Regions from separate parts of the Homo sapiens genome. Here region 1 is linked to region 2. Evidence: read pairs that join two places in POLR2A ChIA-PET (ENCODE). Cell type or tissue: MCF 10A. All regions are shown on one strand. Each heading gives the region's core, and the rest is flanking DNA. Links, peaks and the distances in the headings are about the cores only. Region 1 overlaps ZNF407 (zinc finger protein 407). Region 2 overlaps ZNF407 (zinc finger protein 407).

Evidence for each region. ChIA-PET counts read pairs that join two places held together with the same protein. Peaks named below come from ENCODE experiments on the same cell type or tissue, not always from the same donor. Only the 100,000 strongest peaks of a DNase experiment are listed, where the experiment ranks them.
Region 1: POLR2A ChIA-PET joins it to region 2 with 5 read pairs; 3 of 35 experiments call an interaction of 5 or more read pairs at or near these places.

Annotation. Positions count from the first base shown.
Region 1 is chr18:74,812,631-74,829,197 of GRCh38, reverse strand. All of the region lies in intron 4 of ZNF407 (zinc finger protein 407), which reads right to left. Among named protein-coding and RNA genes, the nearest start is that of ZNF407, 220 kb to the right of the region's middle. RefSeq lists an enhancer at 9,221-10,043. In MCF 10A, for the core only: a CTCF peak has its summit at 9,242 (motif pointing right); no DNase peak of the experiment used is centred there.
Region 2 is chr18:74,737,304-74,753,870 of GRCh38, reverse strand. All of the region lies in intron 3 of ZNF407 (zinc finger protein 407), which reads right to left. Among named protein-coding and RNA genes, the nearest start is that of ZNF407, 150 kb to the right of the region's middle. In MCF 10A, for the core only: no CTCF peak of the experiment used is centred there; a DNase peak (open chromatin) is centred at 7,610.

The sequences.
Region 1 (16,567 bases), core at 4,008-12,007, 75 kb before region 2:
GACCATCTCTATTTCCTTTTAATATTTTATGTTGTGTGTGAGTCACATGACAGTTCTTTTTATTTTATGTAAATGTAAAGATTAGAATTAAGCTATTAAAATACGGGACATGAAGAATTTTCCCATGTAATTAAGTATACTTTGAAAATGTGATTTTTAAGTTGCTGCCCACTGGCCCCCTGTTTAACCAACATAACATGTGGGGCCCTTTCTATTGTGTCTGATTTGTCAGTTATAGACAAGGAGGCAGAGGGGGAGGTAGAGGAGGACGGTTAGCCCTAAGGCAGCAGGTACTATACTGAGAATTTACATTTACTATTTCATTTCATCATCATAATCCAATAAGGCAACAATGAAAATTAACCCCTTTTATGCATTAGGAAAATACAATCAGAGAGTTTACATAACTCACCACAGATAACCCACTAGTAAGTATCACATTGGTGTTTTAAAAGAGTGCAACGAGACACATGAAAACTGAAACATGGCTCCCACTCTAGGTTTCTGAAAAAGGTTTTCTAGCACACACCAGGAACAGCGTAGAATCAGCAGAACCTTCTAGCTATACAGTGGTGGAAAGAACAGGTTCCCATAAGCAGTGCTAAAAACAAATGAATGCTTCTGGTAGACATTCATCATTATTTTAATGGACTAAATAACTCCATCTAAAAACTTTATTCATTCAGTAACTTGGGAGTATTTTTTCAACTAATTGATTCTAGCAGCCTCGTCAGATATAAATCTGGGTAAAAGTAAGACCCTTGCCTCCCAGGAGAGTAACAGCTATGTGGAAACTTTTCCTGGCCACAGCATTGCTAACTTGGCTGAGAACATGAGAAAAAGCCCGGCAGTGAAAGGCAGCCTTTGCTCTTGTTGAGGCCCCACTGAAGCAGCCAGTAAGGAATAAGGAATATCCAGGTATCTCCGGGGGAAATGTGATACATGAAAATTAGGAATGCCTACAACTTTCTGTGCCCCTCACCAAAGCCAACCAGAAGTCAACAGATTAATGTATTAAGAATCTCACTCTGGTCGTCCCAGTTACCCCAAAATCAACAAAGCCAACCTGAACAGGCCGCGAAGGAAGCATAGCAGTAGAAAGGAGGGTACAGAATGGAGCAGAAAGGCAGTGCGGAAGCAGCGGAGGCCCAGGAGAAGGGAGCACCTGAGTAGCGAGGCAGACCGGCAGCACCAGAAATCAGCTATGTATAGGGTTAAAAAACAAACAACAAACAAATATTAACTATAATGTAAGGTAGAGTTCATCTCCTCATAGAAGGGAGGTATGAACAAACATGGGAAGGCTAAAAGCTAAAATTAACCCTGTGAGGTCGGATCAGAATTGGAATTGGTGGTATTAGTGTGACCTAATGGTTGTCAACACATTAAGACAGACTTAGAAATACACACAGATGTAAATGTGTGCAAACCTCGCAGCTTTGTCTACTAAGAGGTCCCAGAAACAGTGACATCCAAGCAGGCATAAGGATTTCTTAGCATCTGATGTTGGTTTCTAAATGCCATTATCTACTAAAAGGAAACAGACAGCTGGAGAAAGAGACAATTCCAGGGCTGAGACAAAGAAAGAACAAAATAGGCCTATGATTTCAGCAAAGAAAGAAGTGCTTCAAGAATAATGGAGACACATCAAAAGGACACATGAGGTGGCTTGATGAGGCTCCCATATGCCAAATCTGGGATGATAGAGCATCAGAAAAAAAAAATGAAAACAATGGAGTATAACTCAATGAATAAAAGAAAAAATGATGAGCGCAAACTGATACCAACAAATTAAGAAAAATAAATAAAGTGAAAAGAAATGTCAACAGAAAAATCAAAACATAAAGTCTATATTTGGCAACCATTATAGCACTAATTCAGGCTAGAAACATCAATGGACACTAAACCAAGTGGGTGAAAGTACAAAAAGAAATGGAAATTTTCATCACCTCCAAGTATTTTTCCACAAAATACATATGCTTTTCAATACCAAAATACATACTCCGGGTCTAACAATAAGAAAACATCAGATCAATCCAAACCGAGGGACATTTTCCAAACAACTAGCCTCTAGTATTCGAAATGTCCAGGTCAGAAAGTTAAGGAGAAACTAAAGAACTGCTCCAGGTTGAAGTAGACTAAGGAAGACGTGACAACTGGTCTTGGATCCTTTTGCTGTGAAGGGATTACTGGGACAGGGGAAACCTGAATGGGGTCTCTGGACAAAGAAAATACAGAAATTCCTTGTATGATGTTCACAACTTTTCTATAATTTGAAAACTGATTCAATACAAAGTCTAAAAACATTCATTCAGAATACAGGGAGTTTGAAAATGATCTTGTCTGCCCTGTTCCACAGCACAGAGACGGGGAATTGCTCTAGAAGATGACATCGCTGCTTACTGTACGTTAACCCTCATGCTGCCAGTGAAGATGACATCACTGCTTACTGATACATTAACCCTCATGCTATCAGTGTTCCCAAATTCCCGCTCTGCTTGGGGAGTTGGGACACTAAGTACTAATAAGGGTAAATCAGACATTCCAGTGGATGCAGGAATTCTCTGTTTGGCTTCGGAGGAAAATATTAAAATTACTGACAAACAAGTCTCCTGAATCCCTCTCCCTACCTGACCCTACGAACACCACAAATGTAGATATGACATGGGTATTTCCCAAAGGAGAGAATAAAGACAGTCCCTTAATTTGTAAAACTTGCTCTGTTTCTGAAGAAAATGGAGCTCAAACACTACCACACACACGGCTCTTGAGCCAACTGCCTAAGAGATCAACCTTGAGAAGAGTATTACATGTAACTTTGACAAGTTATGACTGAGATAAATGAAATAAAATGCAAAAAGAGAAAGTGTGCAGGAAACAGGCTAACGACATGGTGTTCTCTCCTCTCTCTCTCTCTCCTATCAGTTTTCTAAAATTCACCACATTGCCATATAACCAGAAGTACAACCACATGTCTAGACTTACCTGCATACAGACTTGAAGAAATACCTTCATTGAGGGCAACTTTATTCCTCTAATTTAAAACCAAAAATAGCCAACTGAAGAAAGTTTTTGAAAGTTCTACAAAAGTAAAGTAACCTAATAATAAAAACTCATGGAAATTCCTTTTGGTATTTATTGAATGACAAGAAAAAGCTGACTCTGTAAGTGTATAAAATACAACCGTAGATTAAAAAGTAAAAATTCTGTAGCCAAACAGTTTAGTGTATGTGGTTAGGTGAGCTCTTATAGACAGATGCTTTGTGCTAGCTTAGTGCAAGTCACAGTTCCCATCTCATTCCATACTGGGTTCCTGTGACAATACGCCACATACCCTAAACATTTTCTGACTGTTTTAAATTTCCTATATATCAGTATGTGGAAATGCAATAATATAACAAACAGACAGAAAATTAGATTGTTAGCTAATGCTAAGAAGGCATGATCACATAAGAATCAATACATCATAAGCCTCTCATTTAAAATATAGAAAGGCAAAACCTGACAAAACCAAGACCACACAACTAGGCACTGCAGACACACAGAGCCACAACCCGGGTTTTCAGTTTCCTATTGGCATACATTTTTGACCACCTAATGCTGACACCCACATTCTGTTCATATTAAAACTAAGTTTTATTGTTTAACAATCTAAATAAGTTTCAAAACCATATTTAAAAATACATTGATTTTGTATCCTGAGACTTTGGTGAAGTTGATTATCAGCTTAAGGAGATTTTGGGCTGAGATGCTGGGGTTTTCTAAATATACAATCATGTCATCTGCAAACAGAGAAAATTTGACTTCCTCTTTTCCTATTTGAATACACTTTATTTCTTTCCCTTGCCTGATTGCCATGGCCAGAACTTCCAATACTATGTTGAATAGGAGTGGTGAGAGAGGGCATCCTTGTCTGGTGCCGGTTTACAAAGGGAATGCTTCCAGTTTTTGCCCATTCAGCATGATAATGGCTGTTGGTTTGTCATAAATGTGTTCTATTGATACCTAGTTTATTGAGAGTTTTTAGCATGAAAGGGTGCTGCATTGTGTCACAGGCCTTTTCTGCATCTATTGAGATAATCATGTGGTTTTTGTCACTGGTTCTGTTTATGTGATGGATTACATTTATTGATTTGTGTATTTGGAACTAGCCTTGCATCCCAGGTATGAAGGCGACTTGATCGTAGCGGATAAGCTTTTTGATGTGCTGCTGGATTTGGTTTGCCAGTATTTTCTTGAGGATGTTCCCATCGATGTTCATCAGGGATACTGGCCTGAACTTTTTTTGTTGTTGTGTCTCTGACAGGTTTTGGTATCACAATGATGTTGACCTCACAAAATGAATTAGGGAGGATTCCCTCTTTTTATATTCTTTGGAATAGTTTCAGAAGGAAAGGTACCAGCTCTTCTTGGTACCTCTGGTAGAATTCGGCTGTGAATCCGTCTGTTCCTGGACTTTTTTTGGTTGGTAGGCTATTGACTACTGTCTCAATTTCAGAACTTGTTATTGGTCTATTCAGGGATTTGACTTCTTCCTGGTTTAGACTTTGGAGGGTGTATGTGTCCAGCAATTTATCCATTTCTGCTAGATTTTCTAGTTTATTTGTGTAGAGGTGTTTATAGTATTCTCTGATGGTAGTTTGTATTTCTGTGGGATTGGTGGTGATATCCCTTTATCATTTTTTATTGCATCTATCTGATTCTTCTCTCTTTTCTTCTTTATTAGTCAGGCTAGCGGTCTATCTATTTTGTTGATCTTTTCAAAAAACCAGCTCCTGAATTCATTGATTGTTTTGAAGGGATTTTCCTGTCTCTATCTCCTTCAATTTGGCTCTGATTTTAGTTATTTCTTGTCTTCCGCTAGCTTTTGAACTTGTTTGCTCTTGCTTCCTTAGTTATTTTAATTTTGATGTTAGTGTGTGGAATTTACATCTTTCCTGCTTTCTCTTGTGGGCATTTAGTACTATAAATTTCCCTCTACACACTTCTTTAAATGTGTCCCAGAGATTCTGGTACGTTGTGTCTTTGTTCTCATTGGTTTCAAAGAACATCTTTATTTCTGCCTTCATTTCGTTATTTATCCAGTAGTCACTCAGGAGAAGGTTGTTCAGTTTCCATGTAGTTGTGTGGTTTTAAGTGAGTTTCTCAATCCTGAGTTCTAATTCGATTCCACTGTGGTCTGAGAGACTGTTTGTTATGATTTCTGTTCTTTTGCATTTGCTGAGGAATGTTTTAATTCCAATTATGTGATCAATTTTAGAATAAGTGCAATGAGGTGCTGAGAAGAATGTATATTCTGTTGATTTGGGGTGGAGAGCTCTATAGATGTCTATTAGGTCTGCTTGGTCCAGAGCTGAGTTCAAATCCTGAATAACTTTGTTAATTTTCTGTCTTGTCAATCTGTCTAATATTGACAGTGGGGTGATAAAGCCTCCCACTATTATTGTGTGGGAGTCTAAGTCACTTTGTAGGTCTCTAAGAACTTGCTTTATGAATCTGGGTGTTCCCGTATTGGGTGCATACATATTTACGATAGTTAGCTCTTCTTGTTGCATTGATACCTTTACCATTATGTAATGCCCTTCTTTGTCTCTTTTGATCTTTGTTGGTTTGAAGTCTGTTTTATCAGAAATTAGAATTGCAACTCCTGCTTTTTTTTGCTTTCCATTTGCTTGGTAAATATTCCTCCATCCCTTTATTTTGAACTTCTGTGTGTTTTTGCATGTGAGATAGGTCTCCTGAATACAGCACACCAATGGGTCTTGACTCTGCATCCAACTTGCCAGTCTGTGTTTTTTAATTGGGGCATTTAGCCCTTTTACATTTAAGGTTAATATTGTTATGTGTGAATTTGATCCTGTCATAATGATGCTAGCTGGTTATTTTGCCTGTTAGTTGATGCAGTCTCTTCATAGTGTCGACAGTCTTTACAATTTCCTATGTTTTTGCAGTGGCTGGTACTGGTTGTTCCTTTCCATGTTTAGTGCTTCCTTCAGGACCTCTTGTAAGGCAGCCCTGGTGGTGACAAAAATCTCTCAGCATTTGCATGTCTGTAGAGGATTTTATTTCTCCTTCGCTTATGTAGCTTAGTTTGGCTGGATATGAAATTCCTATACACCAACAACAGACAAATGGAGAGCCAAATCATGAGCAAACTCCCATTCACAATCGCTACAAAGAGAATAAAATACCTAGGAATACAACTAACAAGGGATGTGAAGGACCTCTTCAAGGAGAACTACAAACCAATGCTCAAGGAAATAAGAGAGGACACAAACAAATGGAAAAATATTCTATGCTTATGGATAGGAAGAATCAATATTGTGAAAATGGTCTTATTGCCCAAAGTAATTTATAGATTCAATGCTATCCCCATAAAGCAACCATTGAGTTTCTTCACAGAAGTGGAAAAAAAACTACTTTAAACTTCATGTGAAAATGAAAAACTGCCCACATAGCCAAGACAATCCTAAGCAAAAATAACAAAGCTGAAGGCATCATGCTACCTGACTTCAAATTATACTACAAGGCTACACTAACCAAAATAGCATGGTACTGGTACCAAAACAGAGATATAGACCAATGGAACAGAACAGAGGCCTCAGAAATAACACCACACATCTACAACCATCTGATCTTTGACAAACCTGACAAAAACAAGCAATGGGGAAAAGGTTCCCTATTTAATAAATGGTGTTTGGAAAACTGGCTAGCCATATGCAGAAAACTAAAACTGGACCCCTTCCTTACACATTATACAAAAATTAACTCAAGATGAATTAAAGACTTAAGAGTAAGACCTAAAACCATAAAAATCCTAGAAGAAAACATAGGCAGTACCATTCAGGACATAGGCATGGGCAAAAACTTATGTCTAAAACACCAAAAGCAATGGCAACAAAAGCCAAAATTGACAAATGGGATCTAATTAAACTAAAGAGCTTCTGCACAGCAAAAGAAATTACCATCATTGTGAACACGCAACCTACAGAATGGGAGAAAAATTTTGCAATCTATCCATCTGACAGAGGGCTAATATCCAGAATCTACAAAGAACTTAAATTTACAAGAAAAAAACAACCCCATCAAAAAGTGGCCAAAGGATATGAACAGACACTTCTCAAAAGAAGACATTTATGCAGCCAACAAACATATGAAAAAAAAGCTCATCCTCACTGGTCATTAGAGAAATGCAAATCAAAACCACAATGAGGTACCATCTCACACCAGTTATCATGGGCAATCATTAAAAAGTCAGGAAACAACAGATGCTGGAGAGGATGTGAAGAAATAGGAATGCTTTTACACTGTTGGTGGGAGTGTAAATCTGCTCAACCATTGTGGAAGACAGTGTGGCATTTCCTCAAGGATCTAGTACTAGAAATACCATTTGACCCAGCAATCCCATTACTGGGTATATACCCAAAGGATTATAAATCATTCTACTATAAAGACACATGCACACATATGTTTATTGCGGCACTATTCACAATAGCAAAGACTTGGAACCAACCCAAATGTCCATCAATTATAGACTGGATAAAGAAAATGTGGCACATATACACCATGGAATACTATGCAGCCATAAAAAATGATGAGTTCATGTCCTGTGCAGGTACATGGATGAAGCTGGAAACCATCATTCTCAGCAAACTCACACAAGAACAGAAAACCAAACAGCACATGTTCTCACTCATAAGTGGGAGTTGAACAATGAGAACGCATGGACACAGGGAGGGGATCATCACACACGGGGGCCTGTTGTGGGGTGGGGGACTAGGGGAGGGATAGCATTAGGAGAAATACCTAATGTAGGTGACAGGTTAATGGGTGCAGCAAACCACCATGGCATGTGTATACCTATGTAACAAAACTGCAATGTTCTGCACATGTATCCCAGAATTTAAAATATAATAAAAATAATACTGCATAGCTTCTCAATGCCTTGAAAACTAAGTCTAAAACTTCTCAATTAAGACTTTGCAAAATACTAGGTTGGTGCAAAAGTAACTGCGGTTTTTGGCATTATTTTTAATGACAAACACAGCAATTACTTTTGCACCAACCTAATAACACTAGTACCTAAACTTTCTTTCCATTCTGCAGCTCCTCTGTAGACAAGGCATCGATCACAGAACTGAAGACTGATGATGTCCCTGCCCAATCTCTGAAGAAATCAGGGGTTGAGAAAGAACACACATGCATAAGCATTCTTAGCCTTCTGCCTACGACTGGTGCTGTCTGCTACCATGTGCCCCTCAGCCAGACGTTGTAGAGTATCACTCTCCCTCTTTTCCTGAGCCAGACTGCAATTCCAACCACCTGATTTACCATCCCTAGTTTCCTTTCCCACAACTTTCACGGCATAGGTGATGCCCCATTTTCGTGACATCTTCCATCATAGACTTCTGTTCCTAAGACTGAACTGTCATTGTAGGTCCCAATCTGAGGCAGTGAAAAGAACAAGGGCTCTGAGATCAGATGCACTTGTGTTTCAGGTCAAGCCCTGCAACCTAAAGCCATTGGAATTTATAGCTTTCAACTTTCCCAGAATGGCAAGGTTGAACGACTGGTTAAGAATGAAATAAAAGAGCATAGGTAAACTACTTCACAATGTCAGCTAACAGAAGTTGATCAAGCAGTAGTCCCCAGCACTGCAGTCTTTCACTTTGCACCAAAACAGAATTGTAACATTAGTGACAGTGAACTCGTTGTCCCTGAACCAGTTTGCAGGCCCTGAGAGCCATCCACAATAGGTGGTCTGACTCCCTCCAGGTGGAGATGACCTGACTGATGAATGTGAATCCCTGGAATGCAGACCCCACCATGCTCAGCCTCACTGAGGACAGCTCTCTGCAGTCTGTAGGGCTGCTCACCAACCCAAATGGCTACTAGACATCATGGATCCCTGGGCAGTTGCCTGTGGGGCCTGCTCCAAGCTCCTGGGACACCTGCTGCCTGCCCTCCCCAGGTTTTGTGCACACGCAAACCTCCCATCTATTCAGTGTTGCAAATCCTGAAATACAATCTTTCCAGTCCTGTCTTCCAACTGCTTCCCTTACACTGGAAAATCGATTCTATTCACACTTGCACAAAACTCTTCCCAAAGTTAAGCCACTGTCTTCATTATCCTGATCCCTCCTTTCTTCTTCTGTAATACTCTACACTGCCCTCCTTCAGTGCTGATTTTAAATACCAGCTCTCTCATTCACACAATCATCCTTCAATAATTACCTATGGAGCCCTGCTACAGGCCAGGCACTGCGCCGGCCACTAGAGGCAGCACAATGAACAAAGCCTTCACAGCACTACAATCTCACTGGGGAGGGCCATCCACTGTCAGTCAGCTAAGGTCCTGTAAGGGGTGAAGAATGTCAAGAAAATAATTCAGGAGAGTAAGAGGGCATCAGGTTGGGGACAGCAGGGAGATTCAGAGGCAAAACCTGCATGGTGCCTTTGGGGATCCCCAAGACCACCTACACGTTTCGGTGATCCACTCAGAAGGCTCACAGCTGGACTCTTGGCTAGGGATTATGACAGCCAAAGGACACAGGGAGGAACAAAAGAAAGAGCACAGGTCCCGTCCTAGGAATGCCATGCCCCGAGCTCCCTGGGCTCTGCCTCCTGTGAGCGGCAAACCCAGCATCCTCTCATCTCCACCAATAGTTCTGCCCAGGAAAGCCCATTAGAAATTCAGTGCCCAAGGAAGACATTGGGGTGATCATGTAGGCCTTGTATGCTTGTAAAATTAGCCTCAAAGTCACACTGTTAAACTTCCATATCCTTGGATTAGGAAGGCCTATCACCCTCACCGGATATTATACATTCTGTATTTAAAGACTACTCTCAGAAACCAAAACAAACTTCCTTTTAAGTAAAGGAAAATTTTGCTCATAAAAATTATGTAGGGAAGGGCAAAAAGCATCTTACAATAACTGTGATTCAGCCCCGATATAACAAGATACCAAACACATAGTGTGAATACTTTTACCCAAATACAAATATATCTACAGCTATTTTTTTTCCGGCCTTTTCCATAGTAAACTCCCTACAGTTTCAATAATGAACTTTTACAGAGGCTCAGAATTCTGAATACTTGACCAAGGCGGCTGGGGGACTTCAGATGAGGCTTCAGTGTTTTGTTGACATGTGGTCCCATCTCTCAGGGAGGTAAAAGACATGTCACAAACAAGCCATGTTTCCAGCTGTGACATGTCTCAGCGCAGAAGGGCAGGAGGGAGACAGAGAGAAAAATTGTTTTCTTTATGATTTATCAAGAGTCATGGTAAAATGCTTTAGTCTTTATTCATGTTTAGCTTTTTTTTTTTTTTTACTGTTCAATGGCCTTAAAACCAGTTAAATACAATGAAAAATATGTTTTAAAGTTGTATTATTGAAATGTATTGAATAATGACTTATCAGGATTGGAAACAGGCCACATATGAGTGAATGTAATCTATTCCTCAGTCCTCCAGAGAGGGCCACAAATATGTGTGATATTTCTCTGTGCTATATTTTGCATTTGATTTTTGATTTAGCCAAAGTGTGTTTTTAAAAAAGTGTAAGAATGCAGCTGCTGAATTAAAATACATCTGTGTGTAAAAGGAGCTTCGCTTATTTTAGTCAAAAGAAGGACAGTGAACAAATTTCACTGGATAAGCTAAAATAAAAATCTTCAAGTAGCCATTTTATGTGCATGTGCAAAAAATCAAACTCAGGTTAATAAACACATATTGCATGTGTAATATATGTAGGTACAATGTAAGAAACAAATACTACAATGTCTGAAGAATACAGAAATTACAAAGTCAAAAAAAATGTAGCACACAAACCTAATTATCCACATGTCCAGAATAGAAGAACAACTCATTTTAATAAATCAAATATGAGACAACTTGACCCATGGACAAGCAGTCACAGGTTCCGGGATGGCGCTATGCTCGAGAGAGAATGCCTGCGTTTGCTGCTGGCACTGCTTCTCCAGTTATGACTCCTGCTACTAACACACAAGGGAGACATGGGCACAGGCGGACTCACCAAACGTGCACAGCACAGTACACAAACCAGATGTATGCAATGATGCCAAAAGTCATCTCAAAATTCCAAGCTGACCTAGTGCAACACATTTACACTTGGATAAACTATCACCTTGAAGATTTACTTTGTATACTTCAAAAGATCTGGTCATGAAATTTTTAGCTAATACATAAAGTGCCGAATTGAAATCCAGAATACAATAGCTATGAAGGGCCGCTAGAGTGCAGATAACCAACCCATTCTACCTCACTCAGGTTGAGATTGCTTTAGAACCTATCATTGGCTTTAAAATGGTCCACAAAAAAACACCTCATGGTCACACTTAAAATAGTTTGCATCCCACACTACAGGCTTCTCTGGAGGATTTAATACTTTGGAAGTAGCATCATAAGCCCTGCACATAACTTCTCAGCCTTGTGGTTAAGATCAATTATACACGCCCAAGACAGTCTTCACTGGATCTTGAACATATACAAGCCTTAATAAATGCAAAAATAGATACTCATTTATTGAAAAACAAATATCTTAAATAGTGTCATAGTAATTTTGAGACTAATTTATAACTAAATGCTATGAGGTAAAGAAATGCACAATTTTCCTTAATATTTTTTATTTTATAAACTAAAATAGTATCATAAAAGTTACCTATTTTTACATATAAATTATCACACATATTTTTCTAAATTGACTGAAGATTGCAGAAGTGATTTTCAGGGAAAAATGCCAACCACAAAGCAAACAAGGGGATGTGTGGGAGCTGTTTATAAAATGAACAACATAAACTTTATCTCAGCAAGAGGAACTATGATAGAAAGACATTGTAATTATGTTTTGTATTCAGACATCATTCAGACACAATAAGAAAAACAACAGGACTATAGAAGAGGCACCAACACTCACTCCCTGCAATTCATGGTCAGAAAGAATCAGAAATCCAAACTGCAAAAGAGTAAATGACCAATGAGATGTTTTACCTGTAACATGTTTCTCCTATAAAACCAGCATGATATCCCTACTTGAGCTGTGAGCCTCACTACCAACTAAACTGGCATTGTATCAGCTAAGATGGAAACTCTTAGAGTCTGCATTCAAGATATTTGCTGAAATTTCTGAACATATTAAACTTTCAGATCAATAAAAAATCAACCCTAATTATAATTAACATAAAATAACAACAAGATTTTATTCAAAGATAAATTTTTTGTGCACAAACATATGAGGGAATCAATGAGATCCTTAGCAATTTTAACAGACAAAAGGAAAAGAAATGCAATGGAATAAAGGTCTATAGAAAATAATTCCTTATTTATTATCTAGTACATAAATTATACCACCAATTTAATAAGTTCATGTCTTTATTGACGCAAATATTGATCAAAACTCAAAATCATTAATATATTTGCAAGTTAAAAGTGAATACTTTCAGCAATTTATACAGATTAGGTACTTATTAGAATAATACTTTGTGTATTGAATTTTATGGATATCAATTTAAATGACAAATGTCATATCCAATTGTATCACTATTCTATTAAAACACACAAATAAAACGCCAAATTCTAGGTTTAAATAAATCAAAGCCACCAAACAAAATGCCAATAATATTGTGGCATAACAAAGTAAGAAATGGGTCAAGATTAAGAGCCATAAACATTCAGAAAGGTTTTTAAATGCATTTATAGAAACAGAATTTTTCCTAAGGGAAGTACCCAATTCTTATGACAAAATGGACTACAAATAAAGAGTAGACAGGGCAAGTGAAAATCTGACAGAGGACGCTAACTGACCCAAAAGGTCTTTCTGATTTTTATTTCCACAAATAAAAGCTCTTGTTAATTAATGAAATCTTAATTTTGGAAAGAAAATTCCACTCAGCTCTTTCAGAAAATGAACCAGAGGGGTTGAATCAGAAGGTGAAATATCTAATTTTTCACCTCAAAGTCAACATCAGCCAAAGTAACCAGAAATATAATATGATAATTACCCATCAGCAAGGAATTCTCTTTAGTTGGATAAACCAAAGAGAAGTGGCAGAACACAAACAAATTCATGATTGTCCCTTCATACGAGAGTATCCTGTACATTCAGTCATGAATTTGGACACTCATGAGCATAATAATATTCATATCCCAAGTCCAAACGAATCGTGCTGGAGAAGTAAACGCAGTCCATACTTAGATACATTTTACATAGAGATTGGAACAACACAGAAAACCTCAAAACGTTATTGGGAGGCATGGGACACTATTGCTTTGTTTTGTTTGTGGAGCAAGAAAGCAACATAATCAAAGGCGTATACTTTCGCAGTAATAACCTATCAATACAATTAAGTAGAAAGGACCTACAATAGTAGCCATATCGTGATGTCATAGGGAGGTGCTGAAATAAGGAGTCAGGATTCAGTTTATGTCACACAGCCTCTGTACAGAGACTGATTTACTTCGAATCTTGCTCCCAATAACTGCTAATTTTTGAACTCAGGCAAGTTACTGAAGCTTTTCTGTAAAGAACAATAATAATGGAAAATCAATGGTATTCAACAATTTTTTGATTAGTATTGTGAGAAAAGAAAGTTTGTTACATTTTTAAACCTCAAAATACAATATATCCCATATTGCTAGTGTATGACATAAACAGAGGGATAAGCCCCCAAAATAAAACAAAACTCATTTTCTCCTGGAGATTAGGGGAAGAAATATGATAAAGACAGGGACAAAAGCAAACAAGACAAAAGTGCACACCACTGCCCCTGAGTGACCAGGACCAGGGCCGACACTGTGCTACTTGGGTAGCAGAGATGCGTCAGTGACATTTTCATAAGACACTGTTGGGAAATTCTTAAAACAAAGGAAATGTAGATAATAATATCCAACTTTTCAAAGTAAGATCATAGTCCAGCCTGGGCAACATAGTGAGAACCCAACTCTAAAAATAAATAAATAAAATAAAATCACATATTCTAGCATAGAAACATTTGTAAATATAGAATTAATAACCCTAATTTTTATAATCCATTTTCTTTGTTTGGTAGGTTATAATCCTACCAAAAATTCTACTGATAAAATATGATCCATTTATTTTATTTTGTTTAATTTATATTGTTATACTTCTGGTCATAAACTTTTATTTCTTTATAATAACAATTTTATAATGTAATTTTACATTGTAAAATTTTATAATGTAAACAAAATTTTGAAATAAAAGTCTGATTAATAAAGATTATATAATATGATATTTTGAATTTTAAAAATGTACTGTATATTTCATAATGTATCTCTACTTTAGCATAACAAATTCATTAAGGGTAAATGAAAAAAGCCAAGAAAGTACTATAGAGACCACTCATATTATTTTAATGCCTAACAAATACACAAGAATAAAACCAAATTTTTCATCAAATTATATGAGAAAAAATTTTACGCAGTAAGATTATACATTTTTTTAAATCTGTAAAAAGACAATCATTTTGGAAAAATTACTTTTTAATCCTCTCCCTTCCTGATAAAAAAATATGTTTATCTTCTTCTGTTTCTCATATACTATCCACAATGCAGTCAGGGCACTGGAAATTGACAGAGGATAAAATCATACTGATTGTTCTTCAACAAACTGAATTTCTTCCTTCTTTACTGGGAAACTTATATTCAAATAAATCCTTTAAAAATAGCTCAAGTAAACATACATTAGGATCATTTAAGACTAATACCAATCATTTATTGAGAACATAAAGAGTAGTGGCTGGGAGCGGTGACTAATGCCTGTAACTACAGCACTGTGGGAGGCTGAGGCAGGAGGATCATTAGAGGCCAGGAATTCAGGACCAACATAGTGAGACTTTGTGTCTACAAAAAGTAAAATCATTAGCTGGGTGTGGTGGTGCACGCCTGTAGTCCCAGCTACTTGGGAGGCTGAGAAGGAGGAACTTTGAGCCCAGGAGGTGGAGGTTACAGGGAGCTATCACTGCACCACTATACTCTGGCTTGGGCAACAGAGGGAGACCCTGTATCTTAAAAACAAAAACAAACTCACAAACAAAACCAATAAGGAGTATTATTTGGTCTCTGAACTTTTCTCAATGCTACTAAAACATGATTTTAATGTTATAACTAGAAATGAAATATGCCCTTATGCCATGAAGGGTAGGAACCACACATCCAACACAGAAAGCAGATAATGGGACATCCACTTACATCACTTTCCTTCTACTATTCCACTTACTAAGAATTTTTTCCATACAATTTTAAAGACTAATTAGTAAATTACAACTTCTCAGTTCCCTACAAAATTAGGAATTTCCACTTCCTGATAGGATATATAGATCCTGCAAACCAAAGCTGCTACTGCAACAACCAAAAAAGGGGGCATTAATTACAACCACCACGTCCTTCAAGATACTGAGTAAGCTGTGGGAGCTACCAGAACAAGACGAATTAGAGGAGGAGGCGGACAAAGGGGCCCTTGGAGCTAAGCTATGAACAGATGCCACCTCCTCCCCCATGTTACTTGGTGATTCCAGGTCAGCCACACATCTGGCTTCCCTAAGATGAAGGGCTCCAGTGGGGTAAGAGAAAATGAGCAGAAATACCGGCCCTCACCCTGGGCTGATGGGACAGAGTAGAAACTGGAGGAACCCCAGTGGCAAAGCAGGTCTTCCCACGACACTGGCTTTGATGAGGTGGTGGGTGTGGGGTGAAGGGGGTGACGCAGAGCGAAGTGTTCTGTGGCCTCACGGCATCATGAAGACAAATTCCCGTTTGAGCGAATGGACCTGACAGTGCCTCACCTCCATGGATCTGAAGCTGCGCAGAGTGTGAGCCTGAAGCACTCAGCCCAAGACCTCCCCAGAACACAAGGAGCCCTCATGCAGTCTCTGAGGGCTGAGGAGAGAGAAGCTATGCCCACCTGTCCAAGCTCAATCAAAAACACAGGATGTCCACAGGGACAAACCACACAGGGACCAAGTCTTACTAAAACTGCAAGCCAGCGCAGCACAATCTGCTGTGGACAAGGCAACCACTCCTCCCTTTTCTGCCTAACAGAGAAAAGGGCCATCCTTCTTGTCATATCACACCATCGGGGCCTGTAGACAGGCAAGGTGTAACCAACAATTCAGGGTAAAAATAAGTAAAAACCTTGAAAGAACTATGATGACCACATCAAAGAGATGAAATGAGGGACAAGAAATTGATGAAAAAATGGAGCACCGCAACAAAAACTGTAGTCTACATGAAAAAATCTGGTGAGCATTTTAGAACCAAATAACAAAATATCTTTCATCAAGAATTCATTGGATGGCTTAAAAGAAGGCATATCAAAGGACAGGATTACTGAATTCTAAGACAAAGTCATTAAAAAAAATCATAAAAACTAAAGAGTAAGGAGAAGGAACAACGAGAACAGATCATAGCATGAGAGACACGTGGGATCCACACAGAGGTCGAAAATGTCCCAGAAGAACAGGGTGAGGCAGAGGTAGTACAGAGAGAGGCAATGGGGGAAGTTTCAAAACTGCAGAAAAACAACAACCCCT
Region 2 (16,567 bases), core at 3,758-11,757:
ATGAGGCCAGCATCATCCTGATATCAAAGCCTGGCAGAGACACAACAAAAAAAAAGAGAAATTTTAGACCAATATCCCTGATGAACATCAATGCAAAAATCCTCAATAAAATACTGGCAAAACAAATCCAGCAGCATATCAAAAAGCTATCCACCACGATCAAGTTGGCTTCATCCCTGGGATGCAAGGCTGGTTCAACATACACAAATCAATAAACGTAATCCATCATATAAACAGAACCAAAGACAAAAACCACAATTATCTCAATAGATGCAGAAAAGTCCTTTGACAAAATTCAACAGCCCTTCATGCTAAAAACTCTCAATAAACTAGGTATTGATGGGACGTCTCCCAAATAATAAGAGCTATTTATGACAAACCCACAGCCAATATCATACTGAATGGGCAAAAACTGGAAGCATGCCCTTTGAAAACTGGCACAAGACAAGGATGCCCTCTCTCACCACTCCTATTCAACAGTGTTGGAAGTTCTGGCCAGGGTAGTCAGGCAGGAGAAAGAAATAAAGGATATTCAATTAGGAAAAGAGGAAGTCAAATTGTGCCTGTTTGCAGATGACATGATTGTATATTTAGAAAACTTAAGCTGATAAGCAACTTCGGCTAAGTCTCAGGATACAAAATCAATATGCAAAAATCACAAGCATTCCTACGCACCAATAACAGACAAACAGAGAGCCAAATCATGAGTGAACTCCCATTCACAATTGCTTCAAAGAGAATAAAATACCTAGGAATGTAGGAATCCAACTTACAAGGGATGTGAAGGACCTCTTCAAGGAGAAATACAAACCACTGCTCAACGAAATAAAAGAGGACACAAACAAATGGAAGGACATTCCATGCTCATGGATAGGAAGAATCAATACCATGAAAATGGCCATACTGCCCAAGGTAATTTATAGATTCAATGCCATCCCCATCAAGCCACCAATGACTTTCTTCACAGAATTGGAAAAAACTACTTTAAAGTTCATATGGAACCAAAAAAGAGCCCACATTGCCAAGACAATCCTAATCCAAAAGAACAAAGCTGGAGGCATCACGCTACCTAGCTTCAAACTATATTACAAGGCTACAGTAACCAAAACAGCATGGTACTGGTACCAAAACAGAGATATAAACCAATGGAACAGAACAGAGCCCTCAGAAATAATACCACACGTCTACAACCATCTGATCTTTGACAAACCTGACAAAAACGAGAAATGGGGAAAAGATTCCCTATTTAATAAATGGTGCTGGGAAAACTGGCTAGCCATATGTAGAAAGCTGAAACTGGATCCCTTCCTTACACCCTATACAAAAATTAATTCAAGATGGATTAAAGACTTAAATGTTAGACCTAAAACCATAAAAACCCTAGAAGAAAACCTAGGCACTACCATTCAGGACATAGGCATGGGCAAGGACTTCATGACTAAAACACCAAAAGCAATGGCAACAAAAGCCAAAATTGACAAATGGGATCTAATTAAACTAAAGAGCTTCTGCACAGCAAAAGAAACTACCACCAGAGTGAACAGGCAACCTACAGAATGGGAGAAAATTTTCGCAACCTACCCATCTGACAAAGGGCTAATATCCAGGATCTACAAAGAACTTAAACAAATTTACAAGAAACAAATCAAACAACCCCATCAAAAAGTGGGCAAAGGATATGAAGAGAAACGTCTCAAAAAAAGACATTTATGCAGCCAACAGACACATGAAAAAATGCTCATCATCACTGGCCATCAGAGAAATGCAAATCAAAACCACAATGAGATACCATCTCACACCAGTCAGAATGGCAATCATTTAAAAAGTCAGGCAACAACAGGTGCTGGAGAGGATATGGAGAAATAGGAACACTTTTACACTGTTGGTGGGACTGTAAACTACTTCAACCATTGTGGAAGTCAGTGTGGTGATTCCTCAGGGATCTAGAACTAGAAATACCATTTGACCCAGCCATCCCATTACTGGGTATATCCCCAAAGGATTATAAATCAGCTTGCTATAAAGACACACGCACATGTATGTCTACTGCGGCACTATTCACAATAGCAAAGACTTGGTACTAACCCAGATGTCCATCAATGATAGACTGGATTAAGAAAATGTGGCACATACATACCATGGAATACTACGCGGCCATAAAAAGGATGAGTTCATGTCCTTTGTAGGGACATGGATGAAGCTGGAAACCATCATTTTGAGCAAACTATTGCAAGGACAGAAAACCAAACACTGCATGTTCTCACTCATAGGTGGGAATTGAACAATGAGAACACTTGGACACAGGGTGGGGAACATCACACATGGGGGCCTGTCGTGTGGTGGGGGGAGGGGAGAGGGATAGCATTAGAAGATATACCTAATGTAAATGACGAGTTAATGGGTGCAGCACACCAACATGGCACATGTATACATATGTAACAAACCTGCACATTGTGCACATGTACCCTAGAACTTAAAGTATAATAAAATAAATAAATTTTAAAAAAAAGAATAGACTTTTCAACAAATGGTATTGAGACGTGCGTAGCCACATTAGAAAAGAATAAAATGAACTCCTTCCTAATGATATATCCAAAAAGTAATTCAAAGTGATTCAAAAATCCCAATGTAAGGGGTAAAAAGCTATAAAATCTTAGAGGAATACATCTTTGGGATCTTAAATTAGGCAATGGTTTTAGATATAACACCAAAGCACAAATGACAAAAGAGTAAATTGAAATTCATGAAAATTAAAGAAGTTTGTGCTTCAAAGGACACAATCAATAAATTAAAAAGACAATATCCAGAATAAAAATTTCAGAAAACTCAATAAAAAGACAATACAAAGTAAAAACGGGCAAGGGATCTGAATAGATATTTCCCCATAAAATATATAAAATAGGCAATATAAAGCACATAAAAAGTTGCTCAAGAGCATTACTCTTCAGGAAAATTGAAATCAAAACGTCAATGATATATCACTTCAAACACATCAGGTGAGCTATAATCAAAAAGACAAACAACAAGTCTTGTTGAGGATACAGAGAAATTCAAAAATTCATACACTGCTAGCAAGAAACATTTGATGGCTTCTCACAAAGTTAAACATATAGTTAGCACAAGATCCAGCAATTCTACTCCTATATACCCGAGAAAACTGAAAATTTATGTCCACTCAAAAATCTGTGCAGAAACGTTCACAGCACCGTTAGTCATAATATCTAAAAAGTGAAAATCATCCTGATGACCATGAAATGATGAACGGGTGAATACCAAACGGTGCTGGGTCCACACAATGCAGTATTAGTTGGCCACAAGAAGGAAGCACTGATGCATGCTATGACATGAATGAATCATGAAAACATGCCAGTTGAATAAATTTGGACACAAAAGGCCACATATTGTATAATCACATTCATATGAACTGTCCAGAATAAATCTATAGAAAAGAAAAGCTGATGATTTACATATGAATCAAGTTAAAAAGTAAATGACTTTCCCTCAGCTGAAAAAGAACATACTGCACCACTCATTTAGGTTTTATTTTAAAGTTCACATATCAGTAAAATGAGCGACAAAAGCAATTAACTGTTAAACAATTTTGCATCTTATGTTGGTAGGCAAAAAATACCACAAGATGATAATGTAGGTAAGATATAGTAATGCCTAAAAGAATTCAGGATACTCTCAAAGAAGAAGTAAAATGTACAGATAACTAGGATTTCCATGAGAAGGATGATATTCCTGGAAGAGAAGAAAAGTGTGAGAAAATGTAAACCAGTCTGAGAAGCTTACATATGTGCCAAGGCTATAGCACGGATTTGGGTGAAAATGAGGCTGGAAAGGACTTTCATGGACAAAACTGTGACCCTTGCACCAACCTCATACTTTGTCCAGTGAATTTAGGCCTCTCTTCTGCCTTAGAAAAGTTCCAAAAAAGAATGACAATTTCACACTCTTCTAATTTTTATAGTTTCCAATAAGATACATCTCCAATAACTTATCATACTTCTTTAATTTCCTTTGCCTCCTGTATTAAATGGAATACAAAGCTTTCTATTATTTGGAGTTTTATTCCCCAAATAAGATGTTAAGACTTGACCTACTGTTGTACTTTCAAAAATAACAGTATACTAAAATGTTCACAGACACATATATTATTTTTAAAAACTATCCTTTACTTCCAAACTAGAATGATTCGGGAGCCAATAAATTCTGAAATTTGTGGTAAGGCATCTCAAACAATAAATACAGGAATTTTTTTCTGACATCTCTGCTGCATTCCTCTTTTTCTTTCACTGCAGTTTTAAATTCTTCACAACAGATAACAAAGACAGTATGGATTCTTAAAAAACGGTATCTCAGTTAGGTTTTATGATCATCTACATAGTTAAAACAACATCTAAGTCTAAGTAATAATTGCAGCATGAGGGCAAAATGGGCACCATTAATTTCTAAAATTCCAATACCTTACTGGAATTGATACAGGCCATACCCAACATCGTTGATGAAGTAGTGTTTTCCAGCAAGAAGGCTGGGGGATGTGAAGAAAATATAAGGTAAGGAAAGGGCAGAGCAGAGGAGCCACGATGAGAGGAGAGGGGAGGACAGCAGAGAGGAGACCTGTACACGCGATGCTCTCATATTCCTATGGCTGTGTATAATATTCTGCAAAGGAAAATTGACTGAGATGGAAGCTATTTTGCATGGTACAGTGGCAATGGCTAACAAATGAGAGTTTTGTGGGCTGAATGTTAGTCCCCTGCCTCATCTGCCACCCCTAATGACAGCAGCCACCTGCTGTTTTATTGTCACAGCTGGAGCCAGTTCACACTCCTTGGTGCTGAGCTCTGCCCATGAGCACCAAGCGCTCTCTTCGCCTCATTACTTTGATGAACTTTTTATGGTCAGCACCCATGAAGACCTCATCTAGAACTCCACAACACAAACTGGCTTCTGGGAGCACTTTCAGTTACAGGAGGTGATAACACACAGTGACACAACGGCTTTCGTGTCTGTCAGCTAGTTCAGAAGTCACTGCACTATATTTTTGACATAACAGGGTCCACAACAGGTAAAACTGCCATGAAATTCCCATACTTAATAATGTTCTTTCCTCCTCATTTTGATGTGAAGATCATAGGATACTGCCATAATGAAGTCTTTTAATGGTACATGTTATTATACAAAACCTAATGTACTGTTTATGATTATGGCCATAAAATTAAAATTCTTTTCATTTTCTATAGATTGAAAGTGATTGGAAGAAATTTTTCCCTTTGGCTTTTAAAGTCAAAAGGGATAAAACTGAAGCAGAAACAAAATCTTATTTGTATTAATAAACAATTTTAAATTAAAACTTTGTAAGTTGTCTTTTAATGTTTTCAAATAAAAATGTGCAGCAATGATATGTCAGCTAATTTTAAATTAAACCTGTAATGTGTAATTTTGGTGGTAGAAAGGCTATTTGAATAATCATGTTCTCAATAGTAAAACCCAAGCTTTTTCTGATCAGTGTTGTCCAGATATATATTAGGAGTCCTCAAGAATTTGACTACTTATTGCAGAGGACAAAAAAAAAAAAAAGAAAGAATTTTTAAATGTCAGCAACACTGAAAAACTTTATCATCTCTGAAAACTTGCTGTGTGAAAATTATTGATCATAATTTTTATTATTTGCAAGCCCTGAGTCATGCCTAATCACAAGAGCTTAACCTGGGAAAAGAAACTTTATAGCATTAAAATAGTTGAACATATCCCCATATTTACAAACATACTAAGCACATTTTTTAAATATTCTAAAAATCACCAAGCAACATTTTAATTTTCTAATGCCTGACAGCTTTTATAATCCTAAAAACTAGAACATTTAACTATTTCCTATGTAGAACTGTAGTTGATAATTCTTGACAAATTCTTCAATGTTACAAACCATTAAACTTCACTTAGATTCATTTTAAAATTCTACCCAAAAACATACGTGTATATAAATGTATGAAGTGATTTATCTTGTTACTTTCTCCTCAAAGTATATGTGTTATACATTGCATGGTTTCACTCAGAAAATTATATTCATAATGAAAATTCTTCAAAATATTGACATTTTAACTAAGAGATAGGATAATATGAGCTTTACTAATGCAGCTAAACTTGTGCTGAACGTCAGCAAAATGGTACCAAAAACAGCACTTGTTCTGAACCCTAGACAGTATTGGCAAATAATAGCAATGATGGTAATATTCAAAGATGACATACACACACACATACACACAATCCATGTATGTAACACAGAATCAGTGGTTTGAAATTCTGCTGAGCTTAGATTTTTCTTCAGTTATTTAATAACATGCCAAACTTAAAGTTTGTGAAATCTTGTCTTAAAAAAAAAAAATCCAGGAAAGCCTCTCAATGGTTGTACTAAATGACATTTAACCATAAATCAACCAAGTCAAGTCATTATGAGGAAATAATTTTTCACAATTCACACATTCTCCTTTTCTCAGCATATATTCTACAAATCATAATAAATGTATTACGCATTATGAATACCATGTAATTCCCTTCCGGAAATGACTGGATGCAAGGTATTTTTATTGAAATCACGGTTCTGTTTTCTGTTTAAGCAGGTAAATACTTAATTGTTAATGATATGTTCCTTTGCAACAAGAAATAAAAAGAGAAAGTGAGGAAATAGTTACATAATTAAATGAAAAAAAAACTAGAAACGAATGTGAGCAAGAAAAATATTACATATGGTCACATACCATGTAATGTTTTAATCAGTGATTAACCACATATATGACAATGGTCCCGTAAGATTATAATGAAGTTGAAAAATTCCTGTTGACTAATGACCTCATAGCCATCCAAACATCTCAGTGCAGTGCATTATTCGTTTGTGGTGATGCTGCTATAAATAAAGCTTTGCTGTCAAACATATAAAGGTATATCATAACTAATTATTAACAGTATGTAACTGATAATGATAGTAAACAACTATGTTACCGGCTTATAAATTTACTATATAATACTTTTTGTCATTACTTTAGAGTGTACTCCTTTTACTTATCGTTTTTTTTTTTAAGTTAAGTGTAAAACAGCTTCAGGCAGGTCCTTCAGAAAGCCTTCCAGAAGAAGGAATTGTTATCATAGCAGATGACAGTTCCACAACTGTTATCGCACCTGAAGACCTTCCACTGAGACAAGATACAGAGATGGAAGATGGGGATACTGATCATCCTTACCCTGTGTAGGCCTAAGCTAATGTGTTTGTGTCACAGTTTTTAACAAAAAAGTTTTAAAAGTAAAACAATAAAATAATTTAGGATAGAAAAAATAAGAATATTCTCATTCTTATATGGATATAAGAAAATACATTTGAACAGCTATGGAATATTTGTGTTTTAAGCAAAATGTTATCAAAAAGGAGTCAAAAACTTTAAAAAATAGTTCATAAAGTGAAAAACTTGCAGTAAGATACAGTTTATTAAAAAAGAAAAAATTTTAAATTGAATTTAGTGTAGCCTAAGTGAACAGTGTTGATAAAATCTACAGTAGTGTACAGTAATGTCCTAGGCCTCCACGATTACTCACCACTCACTCATCCAGAGCCACTCCCGGTCCTGCAAGCTCCATTCACAATTCAGTGCCCTGCACAGATACAACTGCACCCCTTTTTATCTTTCGTACTGTACTCTTACTGTACCATTCTATGTTTAGGTACACTCGCACAGCACTCAGTACAGTCGCATGCTGGACAGGTTTGCAGCCTAGGAGCAATAGGCCATACCATCTAGCCTAGGTGTGTGGTAGGCTCTATCATCTAGTTCATGTAAATACACTCCATGATGTTTGCACAGTAACAAAATCGCCTAACTCATTTCTCAGAACATATCCCCATCATTTATCAGCACATGACTGTATTTAAGTTGGAGTGATAAACCAACTAATAAAGAAGAGATATGCAAGAAATCCCAGGCTGCTATACACAGACAGAGTGAGCAAATGAATACAGACTCCTCGTATGAGGCAGGATCCTTGGCAGAGCTGGAGTTAGACGCTACAACAGACATCCAGACTGATGAATAACCATAAGACCGGTTTCCTAAATGAGGCAAAACTAGACTCTCAGCTACTCTAAATGCGTACTTATACATATTGATATTCCTCATATATCCTCACCACCTGCAGCATTTTGTTCTGTTTTCCCAAAATTGATGGAGAAAGTATGTTAAAGCAACTAACATAAAACAAATACGTAAGTTCAATTACTAAAATCAAACACATAGGCAAAGGCAAGAAGATAGTTTCAAGCAAAGCTGAAACTCTGTGGAACCACAATACCAAATGATTACATTTTATAAAGAAGGCAAGAATAGAAAGGATGAGGAAAATAAACTTTATGCTTTAACAGCATCTAAATTTACAGTATTTTCCAAATCCTTCACATCTGATCTTCACATTTGTCAGGTGAGATTGAGAATATTTTTTTTTTTGCCTCTGAAGAAATTAGCAATATTTAGCCCTTTTTGTCCAAGTTAGACAACTTCCATCTAATGACTTACTTTCCATAAAACTTTTTTAAATAACTCTTCCTAAATAACTTTTAAATACCAAGAAATACATAAATATCCATACAATCCTAGGAACTTTTTAATTCATATCCTAGGTGTACATTTATGATTCTCCACAAGATAACCAATTATTAAGTTGCCTTTTTAAAACTGATCTTAAGAATGTTTTCATTACATGGTATTTCCCACCCAACTGAGAACAGATGTGACTTTCAGGTGAGTCTGAATGCACTACGATACGTGTTGTGTCCCTTCCTTCTCTCATCTCATTGCCTATTCTCTAAGAAATGCTGAGTAATATCATTATTCCCTACTCGATTTTACAGATTTACCATGGATGGACATGGTAAAGCTATATATGGTAAAGCTATAAAATCAAGGAGTTTCCCTTATTTAAAAATTAAAACTACCAGTCCATCCATGGTAAAGCTATAAAATCAAGTAGGAAATAATGATATTATTCAGCATTTCACACTAATACACTGCTTAGTACATTAGTAATGTATTACACACTAATACATTGCCTAGTGTGGTTTGTTTTTGAGCTTTTCAAAAATGGTATCACATTGTGGCAGTCAATGAACATTTGAGTTGTTTCCAATTTTTTGTGACTGTTGAAAACAATCCCCCAATGCTTTGTTTCTTTTGCAGCAAAAATCTATGTGCTAAATCCATCAACTTCCAAGTATTTTGGTCCTGTCCACAAACTTGTTTTCTCCCCTACTAAAATCACTCCTAAGTCTAAAACCAACAAAAATGTGTTTCCTTTATTTAAAAATTAAACTATAATAGTTTTAAAATATAAAACTATTGATATCTCTGCCAACACTCTAATGTTGCTTTAAAAATAAAAATGAAAAACTATCCAAATTAGCTATTGACTACAGAAGTGGATAACCATCCAAGCACAAAGCAAACCCAGGCTAGCACAAAGAAAAGTTGACTAGGCCATGAGTCAGGTCAAAGGTCATAAGCCATCAATCCACTCCCTGGCATCAGAGGACGTCCCTTCATGACAGAGCACTGGAAACAGGGACATGAAGAAGGTATCCAAATCTTGGGGAGGTGCCCCACTTGTCAAAGAATTCAGAACATAACAGCGAAGTAGATGACACATAAAGAGAAAATTTCTGGAGGAATAATAAGTTCATTAATAAATTCTCAATGTATTGCCTGCAGGTCACAAAAATCAGTGTTTGAGGCCGAAGTTCAAACACTAAATTCCTATATAAGAAATAACTTGAGAGCCAAAATTGGAATCAACTAATCAAAAGGTCCCATGAGAACAATGAATGTCTTATGTAGTACATTATAATAATTTAACATACAGTATTTATGTTATTCTAAGAGACCATCCATTTTGAGGCAGTTAATTGATTTAATAAAAGCTTTTCTAAAAGTTTTAAAAGAAAAAACAAATTAATGTACCAATTAACTCTAAAACACATCACAATTTCAAAAATGTTCAAATATTTTAAAAAGTATGTCTTATAAGCAGGAAGCCTTTAATAAATCACAATATACCTATTCTTTTAGAAGCAACAGACACAACATATCTAAGAAAAGAAAATGTTCTAGAGATAATGGCAGAAGGAATATAGTAAAGTTTCTTTCACAACATTTTAGATTGCAAGAAGTTATTTCCATTAAAAATACCTGTATGAATACCAATTAGGGAACTTCACAGATCTTAAAACATGACAACTCATTAGGATTTTATCACTACCTGTCCTAAAAAAGGAATATTATATATTTCAAATACAACTTTACAGTGGTCCTTATCTGATTTAGTAATTTTAAAACTCTCAGAATCTCCTATTTTATAAATATGAAAGTTAGACATTACCATCATATTATCTTACAACTAAAGAACCAAACCATTAAGCAAGAATCGAGACATCTTGTGTACATGAAAATACACACACACACACACAGATCTGACAAGACAAGATAAATCCTGACCAACCACATCAATCCCCTTCCGAGTTCAGTATCAAAGAGAAGAGAAAATTGGTGCTATTGCCTTGTTAAAATATATATTTTGAGTATCTTGTGGTCATTTAAAATTCAACACAACTAAACCAAATGTGTCACCTTCCCTCCCACATTGTAATCCCTAACCCCTGTAACTTGCTTCTTCTCCAGCGTTCTCTATTTTGGTTAACAGAACACTAGTCAGCCACTGGCTAGTCAGCCACACTACAAATGTAAAGCAAATCTTCACTCCTCCAATTCCATCAACGCTTGCATTATTCAGCCGTCAAGTTCTGCCTCCTCACACCCCTGAATCTATCATCTTCCATCCATCCACCGCCTTTGCTGGTTCATTACCTAAGGGTTTCCCTATCTATTGCTGGACTATTAAAAAAAGTATCCTAATTGGCCTTAAGACCCATAATTATACCAGTTCAGCCATTAACTGAATATACATTCAAGACCTCCTATGCACAAGGTAACCACATTGTTTTTTAGCCAGACCACAGAATTTATGAGCTAGAAACAGGGACTAAGCAGACAAGAGGCCTGGATGACAGGAATGATGCATCACTGCTCTTGGAGTACACAGGAGAAAAATGTGAGCAAATGGATACTTTGAGCTACTGCAGCTACATTCTACAAGTAAGCAAAACGAACAAACAAATTTCTAAAAAATACTCTATCACTCTTCCTAAAATGATGTAATCTAAAAAAGATAATTTTCATTATCCAATCATGACTTTACATAAAAAACTTTAAAGGGTAGAGTTGAGTACTCAATCAACAAATATTCAAAAAAGAACAAAGCATGATTCAAACTATCTCTGAAAAATATTAGTTTGAACCAAATAAAACTGCAGTTCTTACAGAAAAAAAGCAACTGAAGTCAGCAACGTCATGTGTCTTAACCTCATTAAGTTACTGGCCTCATCTCTCATTAAATTACTCTTCACTGGACATTTAAGAAGAACAAGTATTTCATAGTTCTTCCAGATTGTTAATTTCTAAGCGGTATTCTCTTTATACATTTAAGAAAGTATGTCCTCTTAAATGTTACAGGAAGAGGGAAAGACAAGACTCCCTTATGTAATAGTTCCTTCATTAAAAGCATGTTCTGTGAGAATATTTTCACTTCTCTTTACCTATTTCAAGTCTTCCATCTTCCTTCTCTGCCAAAACTATAGAGAGTAGGAGGGTAAAGAATGAAAAGCAATGCTTTGATTACCATACTTGGCTAAATTCTAAAGATATTAATACATGAAGAAGTGTTCCATAATATAATTCAGTATTCAAAAGCACTTCAAGCTTTCTGCTAATTGTTATTTCATCTTTCCCACTTGGTGTAAAATTCTAGGCAAGAACCACACTGGTTTTCCTTTGTAAACTTTAACTCATTCTAGGTTTTCATTTTTAATCCTATAGTAGCAAATAATTGTAAAATCCAACTGGGCAGCTTTTTCATAGAGCATGACAGATTCCAAGTAACACCCACAAAGGGGTTCGCAGGCTCTTAAATAGCAATTTTCTTCTATGACTGATATCTGAGGGGCGGTTTTCATGCCAAGGAGTATCCCTTCTTGTCACCAAGCTTAGGTATGTATATCTGACAACCAAGGAAATTTACTATTGTTTGAAATGTGCAAATCAGGCATGAAAAATATATATATACTGAAAGAGAATCAGATATAGATTCTATATCTATAATACACCACACTGTCCTTTGTTTTTACAATTATTCTTTTTTGGTTAATCTGGCTCTAAACTTAACATAGAACACCATCCTTTCATCAATTTTATTCAGAGAGCTTATAAATCATTTAGATTCTAGCTGTTTTTCATTACAGTCTAGTCCAAATAACATAAAACAGTTGTTTTAGGCTATAGCCAACAATTTAGAAGTAAATATATGATTATCCAAATTATTTGTATGCATGTATTTACTTATGTATATGTATATGTATATATTTCCATATATACATTTATATTTATAACACGTCACAAATGTAGATACACATATACACACATTCACACACGAGCGTGAACATAAGTCCACATAAGTGTGTGTATGTATGTGTGTATATATGTATATATACAAAATGCTCCCGACCTGACTATAGAAACGTATTCCTGATTTCACCATCCATACATGTATTTTTCTCAACTGGTTTACTGCCTTGGTTTTACATATTATCCACTGAAGGACTTCCATAAGCCATCTTATATGTCACAATCACTCTTTTGACATCACTTGACCATCAATAATCTCAAACTTCCTGTGATGCAGCTGCCTTCCAGCTACTGCTACTGGGACAAAAGAATGGTTCTCAGCCAAGTTTCCCCAGGCAAGTTTTCCCAGAGACAACTATAAAACTGGTACCGAGCTGATTTGGGAGTTCTAGCAATAATCACATTTGCACAGTGTAAGAGAGGCCAAAAGAGACATCATTTGATTACTTCCTCAGTGCTGGTACAGGACCAGTGGGAGGGGGTTCGTCTAGACCCTGGTCTAGTAACTACTTACCTCCCAGCAGGGAAATCTAAAGGTCCACCTGTGATGAAGCAACAGGAACCAGGGGAGGAGGCAGTATCCATACAAGGGAAGATACTTGGATTAATTTCCCTAAACCCAGGAGTGGTCTAAAGCCCCTCTTGCCAAAAATCCCCACTCCATGCCCCCTAACTCTAACCCTGCATTTGGACACAGCCAACAATAAAGTTTCCCTGATCCAATCACTGTACTCCCCTGTGCACGTAAAGAGACAAGGGTGGGTGCAATTTCTTTCTAGTACTTTGGACTAAACATGCAAGGGATCTATGGTTGGCAGACAGATGTAACATGTGTACACATATGTACTGTGCTGAATGGTGATCCCCAAAGATATCGGGTCCTAACCCCTGGAACCTGTAAACGTTACCTACTAATGGAAAAGCAATCCTTGCAGAAGGTATTAGGTTAAGAATCTATACATCAGAAGATTTACCTGAATTACCTTGGTGAGCTCTAAAATAAATGCAGTCATAAGAGTCCTTATCAGAGAGGCAGACTGAAATTTGATAGAGACGTCAGAGGAGATGGCAAAGAAGCGGGAATTGGAATGATGAGGTGAAAAACCAGGGAATGCTGTCAGCCACCAGAAACTGAGAGAGGCAAAGAATGCATTCCCGAGAACCTCCAGAGGGAGTGTGGACCTGAGGTCGTCTGGATTTCAGCCGAGGCACATTGATTTCTGACCTCTGGCCACCAAAACTGTGAAAAAACAATCTGTTGTTTGAAGACACCCCATATGTGGTCATTTGATGCAGAAGCCAGAGGAAATTAATGCAGCATATTTAATATTTTCTCCAGAACACTGACTGACTTAGTATATTCAAAACTGAATGCCTATAAAGGTATCATAAAAAAGACAAAGTAAGAAATAACAATAATAAAGTTCCATTTAATAATTGAGGTTCTGGGCATATATTTTTTACTTGTATAGAATTTCCCCTAATTCCGTGCTCAGAATGTCATACAAGTTGGGTTATTTTTGTTTGCATTTCATATTTTTCTCATTTTTACTTTTTAAATGAGCATTTTTTTATCTCAAAAACTAAAATAGATTGGACCATATTATAAAGTCTTATAATTACGATTCATATAAATCCTCCTTCATAGTGTATTTTTGGAGGTAAGGTTATACGTTTGCTTATAATCATGTACCTCCTTTCAAAAATATTAGCCCAGCTTCAAAAAAAAATTGTCCAAAGCATGTTCTCCCTCTAAGCTAACCCTGGACTTTAAATACATACATACATACATATATATATATAAATATAAATAAAAGGAAAGCTGAGCCCAAATGTAAGAACATTCTCTGAAAGGAAAATACCTGTTTCAATGACCACCTACTTTTTAGTTACTGACAAGAGAAGCATGTGCCTCACTGTACTCTTTCTAGCTCTGGATCCTGCAGTAACTGGAGCAGAGAAAAGCCAGGTGTCCCTTTTCCCTTTTCTCGTTCACTCTCCCACCTCTGGCAGTGGCTTCTGTGGGAGAGGACATTACTAATTATGAAAAAGCAAAAGTTCTAAGCACTCCCAACTGGATATGCCTAAATTCAAATACACATCTATATATATAAATTCTAATATATATAAATTTTGTAATAATTCTTATATACATCTATCTAAAAAGATGTATACCACATCTTTAGGGAGATAAATTCTGTGGCCGTATGAAATATTAATCAGAAAAAAACATACATGTTGTGGCATGAAAAAATTTACTGGCACTAAAAAAAAGCTAATCAAGCAGCTCCTAACACTGAGATATAATATTCTTTAAAATACCTGGTATCTGGAGCCACTTATTTTTTAATCAAGTTGTTACACATTAATAAAATTTCATATATTTTCTTTACTTCAGAAAAGTTTATATATCTTTTCAAATCTCCTTAAACAAACTTACTATTCTATGATACATATGAAAATGGTTTCAGAAATCCCAGTATTCCTCCTCCAGTGTTCATTCAGTCAGGATGAACTCTGTACTGTTTTACAGAATTCATAGAGAATTCTGAGAAAATATTCCCTAACTTTTTTTGAGACAGAGTCTCACACTGTCACCCGGGCTGGAGATGAATGGCGTGATCTTGGCTCACTGCAACCTCCGCCTCCCAGGTTCACACGATTCTCCTGCCCCAGCCTCACAGGTAGCTGGGACTACAGGAGCACACCACCACACCCAGCTAAGTTTTTGTATTTCAAGTAGAGACAAGGTTTCATTATGTTGGTCAGATTGGTCTCAAACTCCTGACCTCGTGATCCACCCGCCTTGGCCTTCCAAAGTGCTGGCATTACAGGCATGAGCCACCACACCCGGCCAACTTCTCCTTTTTTTTTTTTTTTTTTTTTTTTTTCTTGAGACAGAGTCTCACTCTGTCGTCCAGGCTGGAGTGCAGTGCCACGATCTTGGCTCACTGCAGCCTCCGCCTCCCGGGTTCAAGCAATTCTCCTGCCTCACCCTCCCAAGTAGCTGGGACTACAGGCACGCACCGCCACACCTGGCTAATTTTTGTATTTTTAGTAGAGACAGGGTTTCACCATGTTGGCCAGGATGGTCTCAATCTCTTGACTTCATGATCTGCCTGCCTCGGCCTCCCAAAGTGCTGGGATTACAGGTGTGAGCCACCGCACCTGGCCCAACGTCCCCTTTTTAATTGAACAGTGAATATAGAAAAGACAGTGCACATATGACATGATTACCACAGTACAGTATTTGGTTTTTAAATCCTTCCTTACATTTTTCTTTTTATATTGTACTCTAACACTTATCTTCAAATCCTCACAAAATACAAAATAAACCACATTAAGAGATTTTAAAATAAACTTCATGTTTTAGAAAGCTGCCATTGTGTTTTTAAGTAACATTTAAATGTTCATAAATATAACAAAATATAGCAAGATTCTCATGATTAATATTATAAATGACAATACTTATTTTTACTAGAATTATTTTTTAAATCTAGAACATGTGCCACACATCCCCAAGAATTTTAAAAGCAATATTACTACAAGATTATGAGACACTAAGGTAATTGTGATCCTTTAAAAATATACAACTAAAGATGTGTATGCATGTGTGTACACACATGTGCATATACACACGCATCTGTGGTCCTCTGCTGAAAATACATACCTAAACGTAAGGGTGTGTGTCTGCGTATGTATCCACACACATGCACTGCACACACACTCATGGTCCTTTGTTGAAAATACAGACCACAAGTTATATAAGAAGAAGTATAGCAGACACCTAAGGCACTGACCAACCACATGTTAATTTATCATCTTTACAGATAACAAACAATTATAATTACTTAATACATATGTACATATAAATGTGTAATTATGTATTGATTAGTTTAGCTTTTAGCAAAGCACAATGGTGTGTTACATTTCTCCAGAGTAAGATAGTATTTTCAAAAATTACACAGATAGACCATTAGCACTGAGTGAATTTATTTTCCCCAACAGTG